2 separate regions of the Mus musculus genome follow, and region 2 is linked to region 1. A link is a loop called in an ENCODE intact Hi-C map of the cell type or tissue named here. Cell type or tissue: left cerebral cortex. All regions are shown on one strand. Links, peaks and the distances in the headings refer to the core of each region. The heading gives the core; the rest is flanking DNA. Region 1 holds the start of Gm33486 (a long non-coding RNA gene). Region 2 holds the start of Nexmif (neurite extension and migration factor).

Region 1 (7,403 bases), core at 1,980-4,479:
GATGCCCTGTCTCTACTTCCTGGAGCACTGGGGATGCAGGCAGACCTCCACACCTATATGCCACTTGGCTGGATACTGAGGCTCTCCCACTTAGCAAGTGTTTTACTCATCAAGCCATCTCCAGCCCCCTAATTTACCACTTTAATAATTTAAACTGTATAGTTCAGTGGAATTAAACACATTCTCATTGTTATGAAATTATTCCCATATCCACTTCCAGAATTGTCTGATCACTCCAAACAGGCATTTAACAGATGTTAAACAGTTAAATTTTCATTTGATCCTTTCCAAGTTGCTGGTAAGCTGTAATCTACATTCTGCATCTAAATTGTCATATAAGTTTCATTTAAGAAGAATTACAGAAAATATGTCCCTTTTGTCTAGTTTATTTCGCCAAGCATATTTTTGAGGTTCATTCAGGTTACGGTCTGGACCTGGATTTCTTTCTATGTAAAGGCTATTATCTCATTTTAAAAGCACATCCATTACATTTTGTGTAGTCACTCATCTGTTGGACATTCATATATTGCTTCCAACCTTTGGCTGTTGAGCATAATGCTTCTGTGAACATCAGTGCACAATTGTCTGCCTGTATCCCTGCTTTCACTTCTTTTGATAATATACTTAGGAATGGAATGGTCATGTGGTAATTGTATTTTTAACCTTCTGAGGAACTAGACTCAACATGACTTGTTACTTTCCCTTTCTTCATTAAAAAGTGTACTAAAACATACATAAACCATCAAATTGACTGGGCCATTGTATCAGATATATGGTAAAACATTCTGAATGTTTGCGCAAATTCTCTAGGATGAGGTAAACACTTAAACTAGCAGGCTTTCTGTGAAGCTGGTGACACACCATCATACTGGCACAGGTGCATCTCACCAATGAAAGACTGAATAGGAAAAAAAAAAAAAAAAAAAAAAAAGGACCGGGCTTCCCTGGTCAACAGTGGATCCATCATTAGTCATTGGACTTGAACTGTAACAACAGCTCTTCCTGAGAATCTGTTCTTGAACTAAAACATCAGTGTCAGTGTTTGCATCTTCAGCTTGCCAGGCTGCTGCTGCTGCTGCTGCTTCTTCTTCTTCTTCTTCTTCTTCTTCTTCTTCTTCTTCTTCTTCTTCTTCTTCTTCTTCTTCTTCTTCTTCTTCTTCTTCTTCTTCTTCCCTCTTCTTCTTCCCTCTTCTTCCCTCTTCTTCTTCCCTCTTCTTCTTCCCTCTTCTCCTTTCTCCTCTTCCTTCTCCTTCTTTGTAATTTTGTAGTTTCTAGTCTCATCAATTTTATGAACTAAGCCTTTAAAATAGATTTCCTAGATTGTTTTTCTTCATTGGGGTCTGCTTCCTGAAGTCAATAATTTCAATTGTCTTACTTTCAAGTTTATTGAAATCTCAGGTCCTCCTGTTTACAATACAAGGGCTTTACCCACTAAAATATGCCAGGCCCTTTGCTAATGTTTTAAAGGGTTTCTTTGAAGTTTATGAGCTTTCCAAGGCTTTGCAGATTTGGTCTTTGTTGGGACAGCCCTTGACAAGGTAACAAGTTCTGAAACTAAAGACTACCACAGGGGACAAGATTACATTTCCCAAGACTCTTTTCTGAGCACACAGGATGCCTTATCATTCCTATAACTTTCATGAGATCCAATATGCATATGACAGCTGTTATAGACCCTCAAGTCCTAGACATTCTTTCTTTAGCTTCTTTGTGTTTTCAAAGGCCTGTTGTTTGCCTCCACTTATGACAACATGTCTCAGAGGACTGTGGCTCTCTAGTTTTCCTGCAGCTCGTGCGAGCAGTACTGAATACTCCCCCCCCCCCCCACACACACTTAGTTCCAAGTTCAGTAAAGATGAATGCTAAGTACAGTAAAGATGAATGCCTTGAATTTTTAAAAAAGGTACAGAAAAGCTGTACACAGTAACATGAAAATTGAGTGTGCTCTACTTCTTCCTGTTCAAGGGAGAGAACTGAGTGCTAGGGCTGACTCTTTAAGACCAAAACAAGCAATCACAGAGTTCTCCGGAAAGGATGTCATGCAAGAGTGGGTCCAATACCACTACCTATCAATTTGGCGATGCCTTTTTTATTTGCTTGGCTGATGCCAAGTCTTTGGCTCTTTCCCAGACTCTGGCAATGTTGTTTTAAAGAGCCTTGGCTTGGACTTGGTTTGATTTGCTTTGATTTCCTTTTTTTTTCTTTCTGAGAAGGAAGACAAAGTAGATCAGTGGTTCTCTGCCTATGGGTTGGGATCACATTGGCAAACCCTTATTTCCAAAAATATTTAGATTACAATTTCATAACAGTAGCAAAATTACAGTTAGGAAATAGCAACAAAAATAATTGTATGGTTGGAGATCACCACACGGGGAACTCAAAGGGTCACAGCATTAGGAAGGTTGAGAACCACTGGCTTCTTCATCCACAACTTCATTGTCGTCCACTCTAACCTTCTAGGATTATCAAGGCTGGTTTCATTAGTGCATTTGCCTTTTGGCTTTGCCTTCCAAGTCCTTAAAGGTACAAGGTCTTTTACATTAGTCATGTCTTTCTATCATCCTTGGATTGGCAGAGGAGCAGAGGGTCTTTGATAAAATTCAATGAAGCACCAATCTTTACAAGGGAGAGAGTGGAGCATATGAAAACATTGAAAATGTCCTTCTCATTAGTGCAGTGTAAGGCAGAGACAGTGGCAGTGCTAGCCAATGAAGGGATCGGCCCTCGATGTGGGATAAACAAACTCATGTACCCCTTCACCTGCCATACAATGTTCTCTCCATCTCTTTGACATAAAAGCTTGTTGCTAAGGATTCATGGCATGCAGTACAGATCACTTGGTGTAAAGTCTTCCTGGAGGCTTTCTTGTTTATGGGCAAGTCAACTGAAAAAGAAAGAAAAGAAAAGGCAAGACATAGAGGGAGAAAGAAGTAAAGGAAGGAAAGAAAGAATGAAGCTAAAAAGGAAGGAAACAGAAAGGAAAGAGATAAGGGATGTAATAATGTAATAAATAATCTATTACATTATTACACATTTATCTATTCCATTAGCTTCCTGAAGATGGCAGCAGTGTTCTGTGAACCCAACCTCCGCAGGCCTTTCTCTCCAAGCACCCACCATAGGTGTGAAATGCTTATGACTCTGCCTAGCATAGATTGTAATCTTTAACAGAATTGTTTATCAGTGTGATAGCTGAAGATCTGCCTCCCAGCACTGGCTCCATTTGCATCTCTTTGATACTCAGGAAAGGAACGGATTTCTGTGTCTCAAAGCATTTCTCTTTCTTCTCTGAACAATTTTCATATCCTTTTTTCTATATTTACACCAGGATTTAATTTTGTGGCTTTTACTTTTTCTCGTTACAAAAATAATATGCATGCACTGTGGAGATTGGAATAAACTTAGAAATTTTACATACTCCCAGAGACAATGGTTTCAACATTTAGATTCATTTTTACTACCATCTGTGTAGTTTCTTGCCTTGATCACATTTTAAATAATTTTGCTCTATATCTTGTTTTTTTCCCCCATATAACTCTATGCTGATATTTTCTGTGCTGTTAACAATTCTGGCATATATTTTGAACATAGTTTTACTTTATGATTTAAAGAGTAATTCATCAGTACTATTAAATACTAGACTATGTGATTTGGACAACCCCCCAAAATATCTGTTACTAAACTTTTGGTATGTATGTTATGCATGAGTCTGCCTGATTGAGTTTGTGTGCACATAACGTGGAGCCAGGGGTCAACTTCAGGAGCCATCCACCTGATTGTGACAAGGTCTCTCAATTGTCTTTCATCTCACTCAGTAAGTTAGTCTTGCTGGCCAAAGTTCAGGCAAAAAATCTGAGTGTAGTAGTAATTGCTTGTACTCCCCAAACTAAGAAGGTGGAGATGGGCAGATCTCTGGGGCTAGCTTACACACACACCACCGGTTTAATTGTGTTAGCATTCGTCTCTCATCCATTAATCTAAACTACAGACTACATAAATCAATTTTGCAGTTTTATTTACAAAAGAATATTTTATTAGATATTTTCTTTATATACATTTCAAATGCTATCCCGAAAGTTCCCTATACCCCCCCCCACTCCCCTACCCACCCACTCCCTCTTCTTGGCCTTGACATTCCCCTGTACTGGGACATATAAAGTTTGCAATACCAAGGGGCCTCTCTTCCCAGTGATGGCCGACTAGGCCATCTTCTGCTACATATGCAGCTAGAGACACGAGCTCTGGGGAGACTGGTTAGTTCATATTGTTGTTCCACCTATAGGGTTGCAGACCCCTTCAGGTCCTTGGGTGCTTTCTCTAGCTTCTCCATTGGGTGCCCTGTGTTCCATCTTATAGATGACTGACCATCCACTTCTGTATTTGCCAGGCACTGACATAGCCTCATATGAGACAGCTATAACAGGGTCCCTTCAGCAAAATCTTTCTGGGATATGCAATAGTGTCTGGGTTTGGTGGCTGATTATGGGATGGATCCCCGGGTGGGGTAGTCTCTGGATAGTCCATTCTTCATCTTAGCTCCAAATTTACAAAAGGAAATTAAAAAAATTTTTTTTCAATTTTTTTATTAGATATTTTCTTCATTTACATTTCAAATGCTATTCCAAAAGTCCCCTATATCCTCCCCCGCCCTGCTCCCCTACCGACCCATTTAGCCCTGGCATTCCCCTGTACTGGGGCATATAAAGTTTGCAGAAAAAAATATGATATTCCCTTTTGTAAATAATATATATTACTTAATTTCAACTTTGTTTTATTTTAAACCATTGAATAATTGAACTTAGAAAGCCACAGAATCAATGAAGATATCTAAGCACAACTTTCTTTGTCCCTAAGCCTGTATCTGGGTCTTAGATGTGTATTGTCCTCTTCCAAAGTCAGTGAGCCATCCCCCCAACCCCTGGTAATCCCTCTCTAGTTCTCTCTCTCTCTCTCTCTCTCTCTCTCTCTCCCTCTCTCTCTCTCTCTCTCTCTCTCTCTCCTCTACCATATGCTTAAATCTCAAGTATGTGTTATCCCTTATCTTGGCATAATAAATTCACTAACTTTTGTTCACACATATACTCCTGAAATTATTTTTTTGTAGTGTAGTCAAACATCCAGCTTTACCCAACTTCAGGCCCCTAAGGGGTTGGGGGTGGGGGGAGTAGGTGGGACAGTAGCTCCTAATGGCTGCTGAGCTGTGTCTCACCACTGTTCCTGACAAGACCAGAGATTTTGAATTTGGTACCTTAAATTCTCTTCCCATTATTAATATGCTTCACGTAAAGATAAACTTCTAAGGGTATATGCGGTACCCTACCCACAGGATTTTACCACCAAAGCAGGGGGTGGGATCACATCACCCATGGCCAGCCACCAGGGAGCTTCATAGTGCTGGCAGTGAAAACAATAGCAAATGGTCACTGAACCCTTGCCCTATGTCAGAAATTAAAATTATCTCTTTATATAAATTGACTCATTTGGTATTCATAACAAGATGGTGGTGGGGCACACCTTTAATCCCAGCACTGGGGAGGCAGGGGCAGTAGAATTCCCTAGCTTGGAATAACAGAGTGAATTTCAGGACAGCCAGGACTACACAAAGGAACTCTATACAAACAAACACACAAACAGAAAAAGAAATGAAAAATAAAGAAAGAGGAAGGAAAGAAGGAAGGAAGGAAAGAAAGAAGAAGGATTCATAATAACTCTATGAAGTATGGCTATTATTACCAACACTTTATAGATGGAGACACCAAGAAGATCTCTTTGCTGGAGAAGCAAAGAGATCCAGTGAGCTGAACTGTCTAAATACAAATGTGAGATCTGAGAAGTCCTTGTGTTTATCAGTATTTTAGAGAAGATTATTTTAATCAAAGTAGATGTTGCTTTCTGCCTAGAGGTGAAAGAATATATAGGAGGAAGTCAGTGTATTTGTTGGAGAAGGGAAGACTAGAGATAATGCTACAGAAGTGGAAAATAATTACAAAGGGAAGTAGGGAAGTCAAAGATACACTTTTCTTTTACAGCAGGACTTCACTAAAATATCAAATTACACATTTTCTGCAGAAGGCTTGTGGGGCAGATAAACCCCAGTGAAGCTGGAAGAAACCAAACAGAAAGAAAACACCAAGCAAACACTTCGAAGGAGACATTTTAAACAGGACTGTGGACTAGTAAAGAAGAAAATTAAACAGGGAAGTAATTGTGAGAGAAACAGCTGCACCGGGAAACCAACTGTCAGTAAAAATAACCTCAGGCTGCGCAGAGGGGCTGTAAGGCTTGGAAAGAGTTGCAGAAGCAAAGGCAGCTGCTTTAATTGGCAGCCCCCACTCCTGCACTCCCTCACAAATACCCCATCCTGAGAAGTTCTGCTTTAAGGATAATTAGAGGGAAAAGGCACAGTATTTGATGGTGCTGTCTGGCATAAAGTAAGTGCTAAGTAAATGTCACCAGTTATTGTCATTTCCACTCACATTATTAAAACAGGATCTTTACTCAGTCCTCTACATCAAGTCTCTCTCCTTCTGTCAGCCCATCATCCCACCGGTGACTTGTATTCCTCACCTTGAAGGGCTCATTTCTGCAGCAGAGAGTGCACAGGCTGGCCTACTACCTGGACAAACCTTGACCAGGAAGTTAAGAACATCTGGTGAAATGCTCGGAGGCCCTGCTTTGCCACAGGTCAGGAGGTTTATGTTCGCTTGAGTTGCCTGGCAACAAATAGCATTCATTTTTAATGAAAGGAAGACCTGACAATATTCAATTATACCTGAACTTTATGATTTTGGAAGACAGGGCCAGTTAATGCCTTTCTGGGTTCCTGGAGATGGTAAAGTCCTTGTCTAGCATGTTCAAAGTCCCGAGTTCAATCCCCAGAACAGCAAAAAACAAAGCAAACCAACCAACCAACCAACCAACCAACCAACCAACCAACCAAAACCATTATGAAAATCTTTCCACAGTTTTTGTTTTCTAGTAGACTTACTGCCCCAAAACCAACCTTCTGCATGTGACTTGTATAGGACTGCCATGTTTCCCTATAACAAAGCCGGTCACAGCCATTGCTTTCTAAGTTATTAGTTGAATTGTTTGTGTTCCCTGACCCCTGACCAGTTGGGACAGTGTGCCTAGTACCTTAACTTGTTCAAATAAAACAAACTTTTCCCCTTTTCTCAGGCTCTTTAACTTTGACCATCAGCAGCCGAAACGAGCACACACTGTTCCTTAATGGCCCCTTTTCCCCCTGGGAAAAAAACATTTCCTAATCACTTGCCATGCCCTTTCGTCCCTCTTCCTCACTCCTAGTCCTTTCTAGCTATATTCATTTCTCCTGGAAAACAAAAAAGAGCTAATAAACTATAATGGGAATGGGGTAACCCCAGCACCCAAGAGGCAGAGGT
Region 2 (7,403 bases), core at 2,626-5,125, 810 kb after region 1:
AAGGTGAAATCAAATGGCAAAGAGCAATTCATTCTGGCAATTGAAATCCAGCCATACATGGTGGCATTTTTATATGCTTGACATTTGTTTCTGCACTTGAGGGTGGATGTCAAATTTTATTTTATTTTTTATTTATCTCATTGGCCTAAAAGAGGCAAGTGTACTTGCACAGTAAGCAAGGTACATAAAGCACTATTCCTCTTTTCAAGATGTGCATATTTTGTCAGGGTTCAATATTCTAACCTGTAAAATGGAAGTAATAAAAATGTGTTTATTATGAGGATTAAACAAAAGAATTGGTGTAGGTTGCTCACCATAGTGGTTGTCACACAGGTAAACACTCAGGAAGTTTGGATTCTTTGAGAAATGAGCCATTATTGAAGGATGAGTTTCTGTAATATAAGAGGGGACTGACAAGGAGTATTCCAAGAAGGTGAAATGGTAGGTGGCCTTTAGCTAAACCTCCCTGAAAACACACCCAGAAGTGTGTCCCCTAGGTGAGTGTAAGTTTTAAAAACCTGCCCCCACCCCACACAGACACTCCATGGCAAGAGGATGAAAGAGTCAGGACTGCGTTCCTTTAACTTAAACCCGACCCCTGTATCTTTTACTTTGCCTTGAAAAATCTCTCCCCCTACCCTCCTGACCCATACACATTATCCATGTCTGTGCTGTTTCTGGGGAGGGGTTAGGTGACAGGCTAGAGGCCCTGGGAAGGGTTAGAGGACTTACACACTGCAGATCTCGAAGTCTGACCTTAGAAAATGAGGCTGTAGGGTGGAAACAGAGAAATCTGAAATTGAGCTCTCCATGACTGGGAAGCTGGGTTGTGGCAAGGACTTGCTGGAGCAAGTGCACACAAAGTAGCTAGCTTTATTCTCTCCGCTCTAGCGTCAACACTTAATCGTTCTCCCTGGTTTCTAGTGGCACTGACCGTGGCTCTCAGGCCCCAACCCTACACCCTGGGCTTCATTGAATACTACGTGTTCCCCGGTGGGTCGCTTTCCATTCCTGTACTGTTGATTCCCAGGGCGTCAAAAGGGAAATGACCACCTAAGGAATTTTCCTGTGACAGCAGTCAGATCCCATTTCCTTCCCGGCCATATTCAGAATCCCTTTTTCTCTCCTTCACTTCCTAAAAAAACTCATCCCTTTCCAATTCTCTGCCTTGTTACAACCCTTCCAGCACAATCCACCTTCCCGGGGCTTGGGGCCTGAAGTTAAGGGTAGGTTGGATGGATAGAGGCTTAATACATGGAGCCATTCAGATATTCTTCCTGAAACTTCAGAGCGCCCCTCTCTGAACACATAACTGCCTTCAAAGGCGTGGGAGAGTGGTGTCCGGCTGCGTGTCTGCTAGGGGAAGAACAAGCCAGCAGCGCCGTGGACTGGGCGGGCTGCGAGAATGTGAGTGGGGGGCGGGGTGGGGGTGGGGAAGGGGGGTGCGCGCCCTTTATGACAGGTGGCCGCGCAGTGCGCGCTCCCGGACGTCTGAGGGGACCGCCGGGAGGGACAGACAGACAGACAGGGTGGGAGGGGGCACACACGAGGAAGGGACCGCAGAGAGGGTAAGGAAAGAGAGAGCAAGATAGGGAGGGCTGTGGTGGGGAAGGAGGATAGGGAGGGGAACGCGTCCAACAAGAACTGCTGTGTTGGAGGAAACAATGGCAGGGGCAATAGCGATGGTGGCAGCCGAGGCAGCCCCACTCTGGGCACCTTTCTGAATGGGCAGAGGCAGCTCTGGAAGCAGAAGAGAGCAGGCAGAGCCCGCAGAGGCTCTGAGCCAAGCAGCCCAGGGAGGAGAAGGGGGAGGAGGAGGAGGAAGAGGAGGAGGAGGAGAAAGGGGGGAGGAGGGGGCCGAGGCAGGGGGGGAGAACCCGGGAAGGAAAACCAGTAGCATCAGCAGCAGCAGCCACCGCCGCCGCCACCACCACAGCAGTGGCAGTAGCGGCAGTGGCAGCGTTTAGCAGTAGTGTTCCCAGCGCTAGCGGCAGTCGCAACCGCCCTCCGCGTCTCCGTCTCGCGGACAGCCGCAGCCACCGCGTGCAGAGCGGGCTCCGGGCACCGCCGCGCGCAGCCGGCGAGCCGGGCAGTGCTGGCGCGGGCGAGCGGCGCGGTGAGAGGAGCGCTGTCCTGGGAGCCGGCGGGCGGCTGTGGAGCCTCTGAGTTTCGGCGCCCGAGCCCGACAGCTCTGCCTCCATCTAGTGCGGCGGCTGCGGCGGAGCCAGAGTGAGCGAGCGGAGCGAGGCGCGTCCACCTGGCGGGCCCCGCGCATGGAGCAGAGGCAGAGGAGACGGCAGTGAGCGGGAGCAGCGGCGGCAGCTCTAGCAGCTCCGGCGACGGCGACGGCGGCGGCAGCCCAGCCTTGACTGCGACCGTCCCAGCTCGGGACGCCGGCAGCAAGGACCCACCAGCGACGTGCGCCTCGGGAGGCGGCCTGCGAGGTGAGTCTGAGCGCTGCCATGCAGCCTCCCCCATCCCCCCCGGGCCTTCTCCCTGGCTCCCCGGGCCGGCTGGAGCCGGCGGGCGGCAGCTGGGGGTGGGGGTGGCGGCTGCGAGGAACCGAGGGCTAGCCGAGCGAGGAGCCGAGCAAGGGATGCCGGCGGGGAGAGCGTGTGTGTGTGTGTGTGTGTGTGTGTGTGCGCGCGCGTGCGTGTGAGTGTGTGTGAGTGGGAGAGTGTGCGAATGGCGTGCGGGTGCTGTCTGTGTGCGGGAGGCAGCGAGGCCGCCGGGGCGAGGGAGCCTGGCTCGCCCGCCGCTGCCGCCGCCGCTGCCGCCGCCGCCGCCGCCGAGCGTGCGCTGCAATCTAGGAAAGGCCTGTGTGCCGCCGCCGGGGGAGGGGGAGGGGAAGGGAGCGGGCCGGAGCCGCCGCCACTGCCGCCGCCGCTCACACACGCCTGCCTGCCGCAGGGCAGCGGCCGCTAGCCGCCTGCCACCTCCCATCGGTTCGGTGACCCCGGGGGAACCTCGGGCGTCTGGGGAAAGTGGCACGGCCCGAGGCACGCGTCCGAGGGAGCGGGAAAACGTAGGCACGCGGCGGGCGCCGGCTGGCGTCCCGGCCGAAGCTGCAGAGGTGCGAAGGCGCCGCTGGCCGCCGTACGGACGCCTCCCCCGCCCGAGGCTCCCGCGCGCCCCAGGCGCCTCTGGCCACCCCGCGGTGGCACGGGCGGCTCGCAGCACCCGCTCCAAGCAGCCGCCGCTGGCGACCGACGAGAAGTTAGGGGCCCGAGCGAGCCTCGCCCAGGCTTGTCACCTTTGCAGGAAATTGGCCCGCTGCCCTTTCCCGCTCTCCCTTGCCGTCAGATTGACGCTTTCCTCCGGGACTCCTGGAGCTCGTCGCTGCTGCGCCTGCAGGGACACTGCTGCGGCTCGATCTTATCCAGCCCTGCGGGCTCAGAGGCCGTGGGGCGGCCCCGCTCCCCGAAAGTGTGCAGACCGCGCTGTTCAGCTGAGGAATCCAGTGGTTTCAGCATGACTGCTCCTGTCTCATTAGTGAGACACCGAACCACGGGCGCAAGGCTTTTAGTCTTTTTCTGAAGTTAAAAAAAAAAAAAAAATCAGTTGACATTCCCATTTTGACACCAGCACTTCAGATTTTTGTCCAGCTTCTGGTAGCATTTTGGAATGACCAAGTCTCATATTTTGCTTCTGGGCTTTGGCTTCCAACATGTTGTTAAATTCTAGGCGCAACAGCATACTTAACTGTGTGGCTTTTTCTAACGTTTCATTTTGTAGACTTGTCTGAGAATACACAATAGTGTGTGGGGTTGGCAGGACTTTTTTTTAAGTATCTTTATAAAATACTTTAGCGCTGGGATTTAAAAAACTGTTTTAATTGAAGAAGCAGAGTGTGCTTATAGTTCTGGAATATTTTGCTTGCTGAGTAAAAGGTGCTCTAATGGTTTCCTCTGAACTGCAAGAGACCATTTGGGACTTGCGGGGTGAGTCGCACATCTTTATGCATGGATAGAATGACCAAACATTTTATTTACAGCAGTGATGTTCTCATAGCTGAGGAGATTTTACACTTATTAAAAAATATTTTTAGAAAGGAACAAAAAAAAAACCTTAAGAAACTGTCATTTTACATATTAACTAGAAAACCGGCTAATCAAATAAAACTGGCTGAGTGTCTGAAACTCTATCCCAGTGAAATATGTGGCTGTGAATATAATTAACCATCTGTCTAGTGAGCAATTTAAATTTGGGCTGGTACATTTTTATTACAGTCTCTAATTTCTGGAAGACTTGTACATTTTACCCAGCACTAACAACAGAAGCGTATTTGCTTACTAGGTCAGAAATGTACTTGTGTGGTGGTGGGATTTCCCTCTATCCCCACCCTTACATCTTATGTAGTCTCTATACTCTTACATCTTACATAGTCTCCATACTCCTTGACCAGGGAGGTCAAATAAACCTCGGGCTTTTTTGCAAGCAACATATTTACAATAGGGGAATTCAAAGCCCCTCTGGCAGCTAGTGATTAGACATTTTGTTGTTGTTTCTTGGAAATACTTAGCAAAAATTGTCTCCCACAGAACCTAGATAGATTGCATGTATTTGAGTTGAAAAGACATAATTTTTGTGTGTGTGCCCATGTGTTCAAATAGGGTGGGGTGATTCAAGAAAATTTGTAAGACTTGAAATTTGATTTCATTTACTTTGTCTTTTTCTACTTAATTCTTTGTAGAGCACACCCCCCAGCTTGTCTTCCTGTCTCCATACCCCTATGCCCCACAGAACTAGGCTAAGAAAAATCACACTCTTGTCCCTTTAGCCAGTTTTTTTTTTACTTCAATAGTACCAGATCTGTGATTATTAACAATATGTCAAGAAACTAACTTTTTTTGAAGACCAAACATTCAAAATATCAAAACATAAAATATTGTGCACATTTAAATTCTTCCTGTGGTATGATTTTTAACTTGAAAGTAATTACTTGAAAAAAAACTGAAAAGAGTTTAGGGAAAAGATTAGATTTCACAGACTCCAACCAAATAGCTATTGTTAACATAATTAAAAAGAACCACTGATTGTGCAGCAAGCCAGAGAAAGCCATTTAAAAGAAAATACTTTTAAAACAAATATTTGCCTAAATTACAGCTCGGATAAATGGGTAACAATTATATAAGCACATGGCAGAATTTGACATATGTCAAGTCTGTTAAATAAATCAGTCTGTTCAATGAATAAATCTTCGATGCATCAATGTTTTTTTAACACACACATACACACATGCAGGCACACGTGCAAACCTGTAATATCCCTGTTGCCAAAGTCAAACAACTGCAGAACACTGCTGCTTTCTGTTTTACTCACTGTCTTTCTCCTGTCTTTTTCTTTTTCTTTTCTTTTCTTTTCTTTTCTTTTCTTTTCTTTTCTTTTTTTTTACAATCTGATTACCTGTAAGCTGCCCAGAGAGCAAAGCGAACTAAAGATGTGCTGTTGATTCCCTTTGCTTGTGTTTACGGAGGTAGAAGAGAGAAAGAAAAAGCTCTAACAGCCGGATTTAAAACACTCAAAGACGTGCTCATGGCACTCTAACACAATCACTGTGGAGGTTCTAGTCTCACTGAAGTATTTGCTTAGGGGAGGGACTGTCTTAACCAAAGAAGCATTTATTGCAGTTTCTCTGCTCCTAAATCCAGTTCTAGAGATTTTTTTCTTCTGCAAGCCCCTTCCATTGTAGTAAGAGGAGATTCTAGTTGGCCTTTGACTGTTATATGTAAACTTTTTATGTGTTAGTATACCCGTGGTCAAAATGTTCCTGCTGGCAGTAAGCAAAAGAAGATAGAAGGGTCAAACAAGTGATACAGAGGAGACTGATTCACTGAGAAGCAGGTCATTTTTGGCTTCATTGTTTTTCCCATGTTGGAGGATTTCAGATTTAAACTTTATATTTTCCTTTATTATTTTACTTCCTCTGAAGAGTCGAGCTCCCTAGTTAATAGTTCCTCACCAGAGCACCCTTTCAAATCCAAGGTCATAAGGTTGGACATAAAGAACTTAAGCTGGTTGTCCAGGACGCTTTGAGAACAAAACAAAGAGCCATGACAGGAGCACTTCAGGTGACCTTTAAGTTTGTACCTTCACTGCTATCCAGAAAATGTATTTTGAGGCAGACATGAAACAACATCGGCCTCCTGCCACAGTAAGCATATCACAATTTAGGGAAGGAGGCAGTTCAGGGAAGCTGCCTTTTTGAGGCCTGCTCCAGGTAGAGGCAAGGATCTTTTGTCTCTTCCCTCTGTCCTGAATAGTGATTCACAGACTTTGGCTATGGAATGTGCTCCCTTTTTCTTGTAAATGCTATGATCTAATGTCTTTCCTTGTTCTCCAGCCGGAAAGGATTTCTAGCGTTTGTTTTGCTTTTGTTGTGTTCTGTTCCAAGCTTTTTCCCCTTTTCCCCCCGGAGCTGAAGATGGAGCACAGGGCCTTGGACACGCTAGAGAAGAGCTCTACCTTGGAGCTACATTTCCAGCCATGAGTGTTTTTTGCTTTTGTTTTTCATTTTTAGACAGGGTCTTGTGTGTAGCCCAGGCTACTTTTGGATTTGTGATCCTCATACGTCCACCTCCCGAGTACTGGCATTACATACAATGTTCCAAAAACCCCTGGCAGAATTCTTAAGAGCATCCACAACGCACACAATTTTTTTTCCAAAATGGCGTGTCTATAGATCATCTTATTTCTCTCCAGTAAGATGACTTTGATTTAAGCAATTATGTACCATTTTCCTCAAGTGTCCCCAAATCCTATGAAAACTATCAGTTTCATTCTCCCATTGTTTTTTTCAAGTGTCCCACAAACTAGCTGGAGAAAGAAGCTTCTGCTGTCTATCTGCAGATTATCTAAAGGCTGGAGAACAAGATTTGTACACTGCATCTAAACATAGGAATTTTGACCCACCCTCCATCAAGAACAAGCATAAACCCAGATGTGGTATAATCCCCCACACAAGAGGCTGAGAGGCAAGAAGATCCTGAGCTTGAGGTCAACCTTGGAAACAGAGAGTTCGAGGAAATCTTGGGATGTGTAGTGAGACCCTGTCTTGTTTCAGAGACGGGCTGCATAAAACTCCATGTTCAATCCTTAGTGCCACCTAAACTGGATGTGGAGCTATGATCCCAGCATTCAAGAAGAAAAGGTAGGAAGACAAGAAGTTTAAAGTCATCCTCAACTAGATAGCAAACTTGAGACCAGCCTGGGATACACAAGAGCCTTCCCACAGAAAGATGACAAGGAAGAGATTCATTTCATGTGAACAAAGTTAAAGTATTTTTTTATTTGGGATTATTGGTAGGTTACCATATGTTGTGGCACACTTGTTTTATTCTTTAAAAATTCTATGATTACTTAAAGTACAGCACCTTTAAAAGACATATTTCCTAATTTGAGTT

Evidence for each region. Hi-C counts contacts between places; a loop is a spot of excess contacts. Peaks named below come from ENCODE experiments on the same cell type or tissue, not always from the same donor. Only the 100,000 strongest peaks of a DNase experiment are listed, where the experiment ranks them.
Region 2: a loop joins it to region 1, with 2.7 times the contacts of the local background. A loop is called at or near these places in 8 of 42 quality-filtered maps.

Annotation. Positions count from the first base shown.
Region 1 is chrX:105,002,364-105,009,766 of GRCm38, reverse strand. It overlaps Gm33486 (a long non-coding RNA gene), which reads left to right and starts at 5,871. Exons shown (of 3, transcript XR_387034.2): 1 at 5,871-6,431; 2 at 6,535-6,684. In left cerebral cortex, for the core only: a CTCF peak has its summit at 3,067 (motif pointing right); a DNase peak (open chromatin) is centred at 3,142.
Region 2 is chrX:104,195,674-104,203,076 of GRCm38, reverse strand. Nexmif (neurite extension and migration factor) reads left to right here and starts at 1,893. Exons shown (of 5, transcript NM_001077354.3): 1 at 1,893-2,444. In left cerebral cortex, for the core only: no CTCF peak of the experiment used is centred there; DNase peaks (open chromatin) are centred at 3,351 and 4,174; H3K4me3 peaks cover 1,421 bases; H3K27ac peaks cover 665 bases.